Regions from separate parts of the Homo sapiens genome. Here region 2 is linked to region 1. Evidence: chromatin loops called from intact Hi-C (ENCODE). Cell type or tissue: thyroid gland. All regions are shown on one strand. Each heading gives the region's core, and the rest is flanking DNA. Links, peaks and the distances in the headings are about the cores only. Region 1 overlaps DCAKD (dephospho-CoA kinase domain containing). Region 2 holds the start of C1QL1 (complement C1q like 1).

Evidence for each region. Peaks named below come from ENCODE experiments on the same cell type or tissue, not always from the same donor. Only the 100,000 strongest peaks of a DNase experiment are listed, where the experiment ranks them.
Region 2: it touches region 1 in a loop (2.2-fold over the local background); 22 of 110 quality-filtered maps call a loop at or near these places.

What each region holds. Positions count from the first base shown.
Region 1 is chr17:45,019,682-45,024,978 of GRCh38, reverse strand. It overlaps DCAKD (dephospho-CoA kinase domain containing), which reads left to right. Exons shown (of 5, transcript NM_001288655.2): 5 at 255-1,635. The coding sequence ends at 546. Among named protein-coding and RNA genes, the nearest start is that of DCAKD, 29 kb to the left of the region's middle. RefSeq lists a silencer at 2,598-2,947. In thyroid gland, for the core only: a CTCF peak has its summit at 2,829 (motif pointing right); DNase peaks (open chromatin) are centred at 2,930, 3,214 and 4,018; H3K4me3 peaks cover 601 bases; H3K27ac peaks cover 1,135 bases.
Region 2 is chr17:44,965,454-44,970,810 of GRCh38, reverse strand. C1QL1 (complement C1q like 1) reads left to right here and starts at 2,508. Exons shown (of 2, transcript NM_006688.5): 1 at 2,508-3,359. The coding sequence starts at 2,763. It also overlaps the pseudogene LOC112268183. RefSeq lists silencers at 312-381, 2,218-2,577. In thyroid gland, for the core only: a CTCF peak has its summit at 2,106; DNase peaks (open chromatin) are centred at 240, 2,360 and 3,277; H3K4me3 peaks cover 1,756 bases; H3K27me3 peaks cover 957 bases.

The DNA of each region.
Region 1 (5,297 bases), core at 1-5,000:
ATTAAGGGGCTTCCGTAGCCCATAGAGCTCTGGGTTCCTCACAGTGAGTGGAGTGGGGTGTGAGGCAGCCAGTGAGCTTCCAAGCCTCCCTCCCTGGCTGTGGGACCCTAAGTAGCCCAGAGCAGGGTAGGGTTGGAGGGAAGATCCAGTCCCCATGCTCTCTGTTTCAGGCTGGGCCTGGCAGGGCTGCCTATCCCTGTAACTTGGGGTGAGAGGGAGGCAGGACCTACAGTGCCCTTTTGCCCTATCCTTAGCGACCGGGACACACAGCTGGCACGGCTGATGCGGCGGAACAGCCTGAACCGCAAGGACGCAGAGGCCCGCATCAATGCCCAGCTGCCCCTGACAGACAAGGCCCGCATGGCCCGCCATGTCCTAGACAACTCGGGCGAGTGGAGTGTCACCAAACGCCAGGTCATCCTCTTGCACACTGAGCTGGAGCGCTCCCTGGAGTACCTGCCGCTGAGGTTTGGGGTCCTCACAGGGCTCGCTGCCATTGCCAGCCTCCTCTACCTGCTCACCCACTACCTTCTGCCTTACGCCTAGTGGGGCACTCAAGGCAGGGAGCCCCAGGCCTCCATCTATCTCCTTGGAGGCTGAAGCCAGGTAACACATCCTGTTTCCTCTCAGCCCCCTCCCCACACACACACACACACACACACACACACACACACACACACACACACACACACGGACTCTCCGAATCAGGGCTGGGCCTCTGTGCCAGGCCATCCCGTCTTTGGAGTGTATCCTATTTGAGATCAAGAAATAGCCTGCTGTCCTTCCCACCTTCCCTGAGCAGCACCTACAGAACAGCAACCGTGATGGTGTGTGAAAGCAACAGTCAGAGACTGCTATACATTTCTGTGGGTGGGGGTAGGGAATACTGGCTCTGTGGCCCTCCTCAGAGCTGGGAGGCCAAGGGTTCACTGGGCTTGAATCCTCTCTAAGCACCTACCCCATTGTGGCCTAAACCTCCTCAGTGGACCACGGGAAATCATGTTGGACCAAGGGTTTCCATGTTCAAACAGTCAACAAGGCCCTCCCCTAGGTTGAGATATTTTTTATACTGAAGGCCCAGGCCCCCCAGTATGGCTTGCTGCCAGCAAGCAGCAAGGATTCTCTCGTGGGTAACGCTGTAGCCAGGCAGGACCAGCCTCTTCTGGGAGACCCCTCTCCCCACGTAGGGTTTGTGTAGTGCTCCCACATCCTGCTTATTGCCTGCCACCCCTGCTTCTCGCCTGGACCTCTTGGTATTCCGTGTACACCATCCTTGCTGTTTCTTGCCTCTGTGCCTTCAACCTGCTGCTCCTGGCCTGGGATACCTTTTATTTTCTTTTATTTCTTCTTCCTTTTTTTTTTTTTTTTTTTTTTTAACCTACAACTAGCTCTCAGTTCAGGCACTGTCTAAAGCCCCAGGCTGGGTTAGGTGGTCTAGGATACCAACTCCCCCTCAACATTTTACCTTAATCCAACAGTACAGTAATTAGCCGAAACTTGCCTGGTTTTTCCTACTAGACTGTAAGCCCTCTAGGGACAGGGACAGTGTCTTATTCATCTCTGTGTTCTTAGTGCAGAGCCTGGCCCGCTGTTGGTGTTTAATAAAGTGTGTTGATCTGAAATGCCCCAGACCAACCAAGATTCCCAGACTTGGCTTCTTCCCACACTGGGCTGGAGTCCTCCCGGAGCTCAGGGGGAGGTGAGGGCCCCAGAAGGTGCACTTGCCATCAGGCTTCTCCCTGGGTCCCAGGAGGACTGCAGCCAGGCCCGAGGCACCTTTGTGGGAGGTGGGTAGAGGGCTGAGGCAGCGTCACACCTTCTTGCCCCGCCTCCCCATCTGCCTTCCCCAACCCAATTAGACCAGCGCAGACATAAGCCTTCCCTGCCAGGGCCTGCAGACTTGCTGATGTGTTGATCCTGCAGCCAGAAGCCTATTAAGGCTAGAAATGAGTGTGACGGATGCAAATGCTGTGGTGGCCATACTTAGTGCCCCCTTTCCCAGAGCCGCTTGTGCTGAGTCTAGCTCATTAACTTGCTGCAAACCCCTAAGGGGCAAAGAAGGGCCGGGTAAGGCAGTGGTGGGCTGCCAGGTGGGTGGCCAGGCAGGATGAGGGTGGCAGGAGCCTGCCACTTCCTCGGTTTGGTGCGATCCGCCAGGACGGAGAAAGGAGAGGGAAGGTATGGACCCCCACAGTGCCCTATCACCCCAATAATTGAGGAAATGGCACTTCCTAGTATCGGCAGCATGCCAGGCACTGCTGGATGTGTAAGACCCTATAGTTAACATAACACTGATTATTTCCATCCCAGGCTCAGAAAGATGGATTTGGTCCAGGTTGCAGAGCCAGGCTTCTGAACTCTCTCCTGTGCCCTGAGCCTCTTGTCAGGAGGAGCTGGAGCCTGGGGTTGGGCCTTGGGCTCGCATTCCGGCTCCGCTTGCCATGTGACCTCCTGCCTTTAGTTTCTACTCATACATCGTTAGGCTTCATAGTGGAGGACACTGAAAACCCTTAGCAAACTGTAAAGTTCCAGAGAATTAACCTTCCCTGACCCAGTGAGCTGGGTTTGAAGCAGGAATGTCAGAGCATGGCAGGTGTGGAGAAACCTCGAATTCAGCCCTGCCCTGCCCGGGCCTCGCCAGAGCTCCCTCTCCAGCTCCTCTTGCCTCCCTGCCCCAGGATCCCCTTCCCGGCCTTGGGGGTCCAAGGCGGCCTTAAAAGAAGGACTACTTTCTCCGAAGGGGACTTGAAGTTGAGGCCGCTCAGCAACTGCAGAGGTCGGGCCTCCGGGACCCAGGCCCGCGCCCGAGCCGGCGGCCTGCCGTTCGGCCGGCAGGTGGCAGCACCCTCCCGGGCTGGGCCGGGCCTCCGCGGCGGGCGCTCGCCGAGCGGCCTAATCTTCCTCCTCCCAGGCCGCGGGCGGCCTCAGACTCCTGCCGAGCAGCTGCCGCGGGAGCACGGGCCAGGTGGGCGCGGAGGCTCTGCCTGACCCTGAGCGCTAACTCAAAAGGTGCGTTGTTCGCCCACGTCCTCTGAGCCTGGGCTGCGGGCCCTGGGTGCCAAAGGGCGTGTCCCCTGCCCACCCACCGCGACGGCGACGGGACCCTGCAGCCTCCGCGTTCCGTTCCCTCACTTTGGGCCTTAGCACCCGGAGCGGAGCAATAAGACACCAGCGAGGGTGAAGACGCACACGCCTTCTGGGCGGGGGACGAAGGGCGCAGGCAGGCCTCTAAAACACCCCCACCCCCAGGCCCGACTGGCCCGAAGGTCATTCGCAGTTTCACAGTTTACAAAGCACGTTCCAGTTATCCCCTTGAAATCTCCCAGCTGTGTGAGGCAGACAGGTCCAGAATTTTACAGAGGCTCAGAGGTTGAGCCAAGGGGCCTAAGTAGCCAACAGGTATAACCACCAAGCTTCTTGACTCCCAGTACAGTGCTCCTCCGGCTATCTGCACTGCCCCCATTATACACTTTGGCTCTTTAGTAATTGACAACTCTTCTTCAAATGTTCATTCTCTCTCTCTCCTCATGGGGGGCAGGGCAGAGGCAGGGAAAGGTTTAGGACCTTCCATGATGAGCCTCCATGGCTAGAAATTGAATGGGAGCAGGATAGGCGCGCTGCTGAGCGCCCCTAGTTCTCACCAAGGCACTTTAGGTCAGAAGGAAACAGTCTCAGAGCAGGAGGGGGAATGCGATGGCAGTGATGACTTCAGGCCATGGGGTCATATAGGAGTGGGCAGGGAGACCCCCGGACATGGTGGGAGAGAAGGAGCAAAAGGAAGGAGGTGATGTGGTGCTATAGGTTGCTTTCCTGCTCCTTCCAGGAGAGACGTGGCTGGTGGTTCCTCATCCCACCTGCAGAGCTGAGGCTGCACCCAGCTGGGACCCAAACCGCCTCTCTTTGCTCCCCACCTTCCCCTCCGCTCCCAGTCACTTAGATTCCAATACAATTTCCAGCTAACCAGCATGTCGATAGAACAAGTCGGGCGGCCGGATTGCTGGCCAATTACAGGAAATCATTCTGCTCCACAGCTCAGCGCTCAGGAAGGGAGAGGGAGGGAGGGAATTCAAGGGAGCAGGCGCCCAGCTTACAGGCTGGGAACGGGCTTCAGGCAGAAGGCTGGGAGTGCTGCAGCCCCCCACCCCTGAGGGGTGGGGGGTGGGGGAGGCTCCTAGGGGCAGGCCAGCCCTAGGCTCATCCTCAGCCTCATGCGGAGCTCTGGATCCAACTTCTGTGTGATGGGGAGATTGGTGCCCCAAGCCACTAAGAGAGACAGAGCTGGGAGTTGAGTGTGGTTGAGGGTCCGGCAAGCGAGGCATCTTAGTGTCAAAAGGGATAGAAGCCGAGATAGCAGGACCACCCTCTCCCAGAGCCCTATGCACCAAGGAGTGGGCATCTGAGGGCCTGGAGGCTAGGGTCCACACAAGCAAGACCTGTGCTCTAACAGCCCGCTGTGGGCCACGGGGTACCTAGGAGGACAGGGGAAGGGGTCGACAGGGAGCGGGAAGGAAAGGGGCCACAGCCCACAGCTGAGTGAACTAGCAGCAGCCTCATCTGGTGAAGGAGTAAGTCTTCCACCCTGGAAGGTGGGGCACAGAAATGTGGGAAAGGCCAAGGGCCCCCTCCCTCACCTTCCTAGCTCCTCTGCCTCAGCTCCTGCCTCTGGCCCTCAAGAAAATTTCACTCAGATGAAAGGACCCCAGCTCCCCTCCTCTTTCCTTGGATCTGAATCTACCTCTGCCTTCTATGCCGACCTGGATGCCTCTTTGCCAGCCCCACCTCCTCCCATCACATCTCTCCCAGAACTGTTCCTGTGCCCCAGGCTGCCCTACCCGGCTGACCAGAGATGCTCTGCCTGTCGCACAGTGGTGAGCTCTTCTTCCCAGCCCTTCCCCTCTACCCTCAAAGGACTGGAAGATTCTTGAGGAAGAGAAACTTCCCTGTGGGCTAACTTCACCCAGTGAATGACTATTGTTGCTGTTTGTCTTGAACCCCAAAAAAGGCAACTGTGACCCAATGATCTCCTCCTCTGCTCCAAGCTGTGGCCACCTCCCAGGACCCCTCTCCAAACCCCCAGGATCTCACTACTCTTCTCCCAATTCCAAGCCCTCCCCTTCAGACCCCTCCAAGGTTGGGTCCTGGGATGGATTCACTGGCAGCTCTTTTGCCAACCCAAGAGTAAAGGGGTGGACAGACATGGAAGAGGAGACTGGCTTTGGAGCCCAGTGCACCCAGCACCCAGTGGCGCTCAGGAAAGACCTGAGTGATTGCACCGAACAACAAGGTCATCTTCAAAG
Region 2 (5,357 bases), core at 164-5,163, 54 kb after region 1:
CTCCCGGAAAGAGGGGCGCTGAGAGCAGGGGATGGGGGTGGAGGGTCGGGTAGGTGGTTAAGGGGTGCTTCTTTGGGGGCCTGGGCGGAGCCAGGGCGGGGCTTGGCGAGCCCAGGGGAGGCGCCAAGCCGGTGGCCCCAGCTCACAGGCCAAGATGGCTGTTAATTAAAGTGCTGGCACCAGCTCCTCTCTGCAAAGTTTGAAGCCGTTATTTTCCACTCCAGCGAAGCGGGGAGAATCCGGCTGGGCTGACGGAGACGCCACACCGCGCCAGGGGAGCAGGAGCTTTTTCGGAGCGGGAGGCGGGGCGCCGTGTGGCTGCGAGCGCGCCTCTTGGATGCCCCGGCCGGCGCGGGGGTGGGTGGGCGCTCCCGCCCCATCCTTGGCCCCGGGCGGCCAGCCGCGGTGTGCCCGGAGGGCTCTGCGAGGGCTGTGGGTGGCGGGCGAGCCCCAGCGGCGTAGCAGAGGAGGGGCCCCCGAGCGAGCGTACTAGGGAGAAGGGGGTCCGTGCAAATCCCAGGCTGACGACCGCGCACGCGCCCCTCGGGTCACCAGCCCTGTCGCTCTTGGTGGGGCACACCGAGGAGACCGCCGTGGGGAACCGGGGACCGGATTGCCTGACAGCCGAGCGCTGAAGACTACTCTTCCTGAGCCTAGGGAGGTCTGGCTGCCCTGAGCCCCCTACCCCTGGGCTTTGGGCAGTAAACGGTACCTAGAGACTCTATCGCGCTGAGGTTGGAAGAGCCTGGAGCCAGGCTACGAGTTTGAGTCCCGGCTCTCCCACTTATTAGTTGTGTGACTTTAAGCAAATCTCTTAACTTCCCAGAGCCTCAGTTCTCCATCTGTAAAATTAAAATAATCTTGGATTTTACTTCTTTGGACTGATGTGAAGATCAAGGGTGATCATGTATGTAAAACATTCAACACAGGGCCTAGCACAGAGTAAACCCTGAATAAATGCTACTTATTGAAAATTTTTTAGCTCCCTCCTTGGTGGTGGTGGGGTCACTCCAACCTGGCCTCAGCCATTAGTGCTTGGAGGGTCCTCTTTCACAGCCCCCTCGTTGGATGTCCCTGTGTCCTTCTACTCCCAGCCCTGGATGAGGTGAGCGACCTCAACCTTGGGTAGGGAAGGCCAGGGAATCATTTTGCCCATGGTGAAGGGTCAACAGGGAGAGTGTGAGCCGGCGGGGGGTAGCTCTCGGGAGAGGAGAGGCTGGGATGTCATTCTTTAGCAGCCGGCCAGTCGCCTCCGAATGGCTGAATCCTCCCCGGTGGGCCGGATAAAGGAGGGCGAAGGAGGAGCGGTGGAGCAGCCCGACCTGGGCCTCAGATAATGTGACAAATATTTTGATGGAAGCAGACACGTTTCGGTTTATGCAACCTAAACACTTTGCTGCACTTGAGGAAGAGGAGAGCCTCCCACAGCCTGATGGGGAGAAGAGTTAGGGGGCGGCGGAGGAGGCTGGGGAGTGAGGGAGGAGGAGCTGAGGGGCTGGATGAGATCCACCCCTCATCCTGGAGGCTGGAAAAGGGGGTTACCCCTCAGGGACGTATTTGCATCTGTCAGCATGGAGAAATAACGTGGGGGTGCCCACCTTTTTAGGATCCCCTTTTCTCCCTGGTCTAGAGGCAGAAGTAAAGGGATTGAGCAGAGGGAGATGGAAGAAAAGGGCCCAGGAAAAAGCAGCCTGGCCACAGTTCGGTGAGGAAGGGGCAGAGGCGAGGAGGGGTTGGAAGCTCCTGCCCCACCTCGGGGGAGACGGGTCCCGGAACAGTCAGATCCAGAAAGGAGGAGGCGGCTGCCGTCTGGCTCCGCTGGGCCCCCGGACAGGCATTCATCCGATATCTGGATCTCCCAGACGGGTGGTCTGCGAGGCCTGAGTGCCAAATGGTCCCCTCCGTATCCTCTTCTTCGCTTCATAACCCCCTTTCTCATCCTACCTTCCAGCTCCCCGCTCCGTCCTCCCCTCAATCGCTCTTTGTCCCCTGCAGACCTGGGCGCTATCCCCTCGCTTCCGCCCCCTGCGGGTCTTGGCCCGTCGCGACCCCAGTCCCTCTGTTTTCCTGGTGACCGACCCTCGAAGCCTCTCCTCTCCCGATCCCCTCGGAGCTCTCTAGCTCTCCCTGTGGCCCTCTCTCCCTTTCGCATTTTGGTCCCTACTCTCCCCTTCCCTTGGAGCGCCTCTCGGGTCTCTCGGACCCCGGCCCCCACCCCATTTCCGAATCTCGGTCTCCGCGTACTCAGTCTCTTCTTTCCTCTCCCTGCTCCCGCCCGGGGTCTCCGCGGCCCCGCCCCCTTATGCCCCGCCCACCTCGAGGCGCCCGCGGCCCAATTAGGCGCCGGCCCCGCCCGCAGCCCCACCCCTAGAGAGCCCAGAGCCGCGCGGAGCTGGCGGGGCGGGGCCCGGCCGAGGGGGCGGTGGCCCGGCTCAAGGAGGCGGGAGGAGTCAGGCGGGAGGCTGCAGGCGGGAGGCGGGAGGCGGGAGGCGGCGGCCGCGGCGCTCAGTCCGGCAGCGCAGCAGGAGGGAGGCGCGAGGCAGGAGCCGGCGGCTGGGCTCCGCAGCGCAGCCAGCGCAGCGCGGCGCCCCGGGCCCGGCCCCATGCCCGCAGCCCCGCCGGACCGTCCTTGAGCGCGGGCGCCTAGCCCGCGCCCCCTGCCCGCCGGCACCATTGCCCCGACGGCGCGGCCGGGCGGCCCGGCGCTCCCCAGGCTCCGCGCGGGCCGAAAGACGCTGCTAGCGGCCGCCGCGGGTGTGGTGATGCTGCTGGTGCTGGTGGTGCTCATCCCCGTGCTGGTGAGCTCGGGCGGCCCGGAAGGCCACTATGAGATGCTGGGCACCTGCCGCATGGTGTGCGACCCCTACCCCGCGCGGGGCCCCGGCGCCGGCGCGCGGACCGACGGCGGCGACGCCCTGAGCGAGCAGAGCGGCGCGCCCCCGCCTTCCACGCTGGTGCAGGGCCCCCAGGGGAAGCCGGGCCGCACCGGCAAGCCCGGCCCTCCGGGGCCTCCCGGGGACCCAGGTCCTCCCGGCCCTGTGGGGCCGCCGGGGGAGAAGGGTGAGCCAGGCAAGCCGGGCCCTCCGGGGCTGCCGGGCGCGGGGGGCAGCGGCGCCATCAGCACTGCCACCTACACCACGGTGCCGCGCGTGGCCTTCTACGCCGGCCTCAAGAACCCCCACGAGGGTTACGAGGTACTCAAGTTTGACGACGTGGTCACCAACCTAGGCAACAACTACGACGCGGCCAGCGGCAAGTTTACGTGCAACATTCCCGGCACCTACTTTTTCACCTACCATGTCCTCATGCGCGGCGGCGACGGCACCAGTATGTGGGCAGACCTCTGCAAGAATGGCCAGGTGGGCCAGGCGGGGGCATGGGGCTGGGCTGGGCCCAGGGCACCCAGGGAGCCCGGGGCAAATGGGTACCTGATCGGAGTTGGCGGGGGCGCCAGGCGGACGCAGGTGGAGATCCCACCCCACAGCGGCCCCGCTTGGTCATCACGTGTGGGGATGGTCGGAGCCAGCGGACATCGCCGATCCTCAGTTCCTGGGTTCCCGCTCCAAGACAGACGCTGCTGGGCACCGTCTGGAACGCTACTGGAAATGCGGGAAATGAACCCAACTAGTCAGAGCGCAGGGCTCCCAGGTGCACGGACTTGCCCTTGGGGGCTTGCCCCTTGGGAAGTGGATTCGGGCCGACAGCAGTGGGCGATAAGGGGAGGGCAAGGATGGGCTCTGGCGTATGGAACAGGGAGAAGCAGCATCCGCGCCCGCGGGCGCCTAGGCGCGTGGCCATGGGCGCGAGCGGAGAAGGCTGGCTGCAGGAAATGTTTGGGGCACAAAGGCAAAGGGAGCCCGGTGCTTACAGCCCTGGCTGCAGTGCCTCCCCTGCCCTGGAGAAGGGACCATTGGGCGAATCTGACACCCTTTGCAAAATCCGGGAGTTGGGGAGCTGTTTCCCACTGTAGCAGAGCTTCCCCAAAAAGAAGGCAGTCTGGGGGGCGGGGGAGTTTTTCCTCCTGAGGCGGGGAGGGGGTGGGGGGTGGGGGGTGGTGGAAGAGATGGAAACTCCCCCTCCTCTTGGTCTCCCAGCTCCAGCCCCTCCTGACTCTGGAGTGTGTGGGGTCCTCTCCATTCTCCGTCCCCATCTCAGACGCTGCAGCTGGAAAGCACTGAGTGTGTCGGGGACTCTGGTACCGGGACTCGCATGTGCGTGTAGCTCTCCTTGGAATGGCCGACCCCAGGACCAGCCTCCACCCAGCCCCGCCCTGGGGTGACAATTTTAGCCAGCTCTCTTGATACCACCTCCCTTCCCAGTGCTCTCACTCGTGGTGGCCTGTGACCTGGGGGTGTGGTCAGGCTGAGCATTCTCTTCGAAGAAGGGGACCACTGGTCAGAACTAAAGCTGAGCTAGTGGAAGTTGAGAAGGAATCTCTCACGATTAAGATACAAGACCTTGTTGGAACCCTTCCCACAGCAGCACTGCCCTGAGGCTCTGCCAGCCTGCGGGTCTGCAAGTCTTAGGGGCAGAGACAGGGGCAGGCAGGGAAAGTGAGCAGATAGCCTGCCAGGTGCTTATAAGTCAGCCCTTCTTCTCTTTCCTCTGCCTGGCTGCTGCCCCGCCAACACCTTTTCTCTGGTTTCTGCCTCTCCCCTGCCTCTTTCTTCTATTTTGCTGTTTCTTGTCCATCTCTCTCCTGTGTCTGCCTTTTCCATCTCTCCCTGGGTTTCTGGCCTCTCCTCCCCGGATCTAACCCCACTCTTCTCTATTCCTTGTATGTCTCTCTTTCCCACGTGTGTCTATCAGACATCCCCGTGTCTCTCCTCTTTGTCCTTGGTTCCTGACCAAATGGGAGGCCCCAGTATCCAGCAAAGGCTCATTCTGCAGACAGCCCCATGATTCCCCCTATTAATCACCAATAAGGGATGCAGCAATGTCACCTTCATCAATGGAATGTCTTCCTTTCCCAAAGAAGTTTGGGCTGACACAGAGCTGAGGTTTCAGGGGATTGGCAGCTTGCCTGGATAGGGAGGCAGTCATTGGGCCACAGGTTGGCCCTAGACCCTGCACCACCTCAGGAAGTCCCAGCAGGTCCCCAGAGATGAGGCAACAAGAGGCCCCGGAGATGCTATGTGCTTAGAATGGGGAACTTGCTTCAGTCACTGGGAGGTAAAACCATCTCAAAAGCTCCTTTTCCCTCCAGCAGGGGCAGGGTGTTGACAGAGTCTGATGAAGGGGTGCTCACTGGAGATGGGACCACAGGCTAGTAGGAAAAAAGGAGGTGGCTTTAACTAGGGGTTTCAAAGGCCCAGCACTTTAATAGTTATTCAGACCAGCCCCCTCAAAAGAAAAAC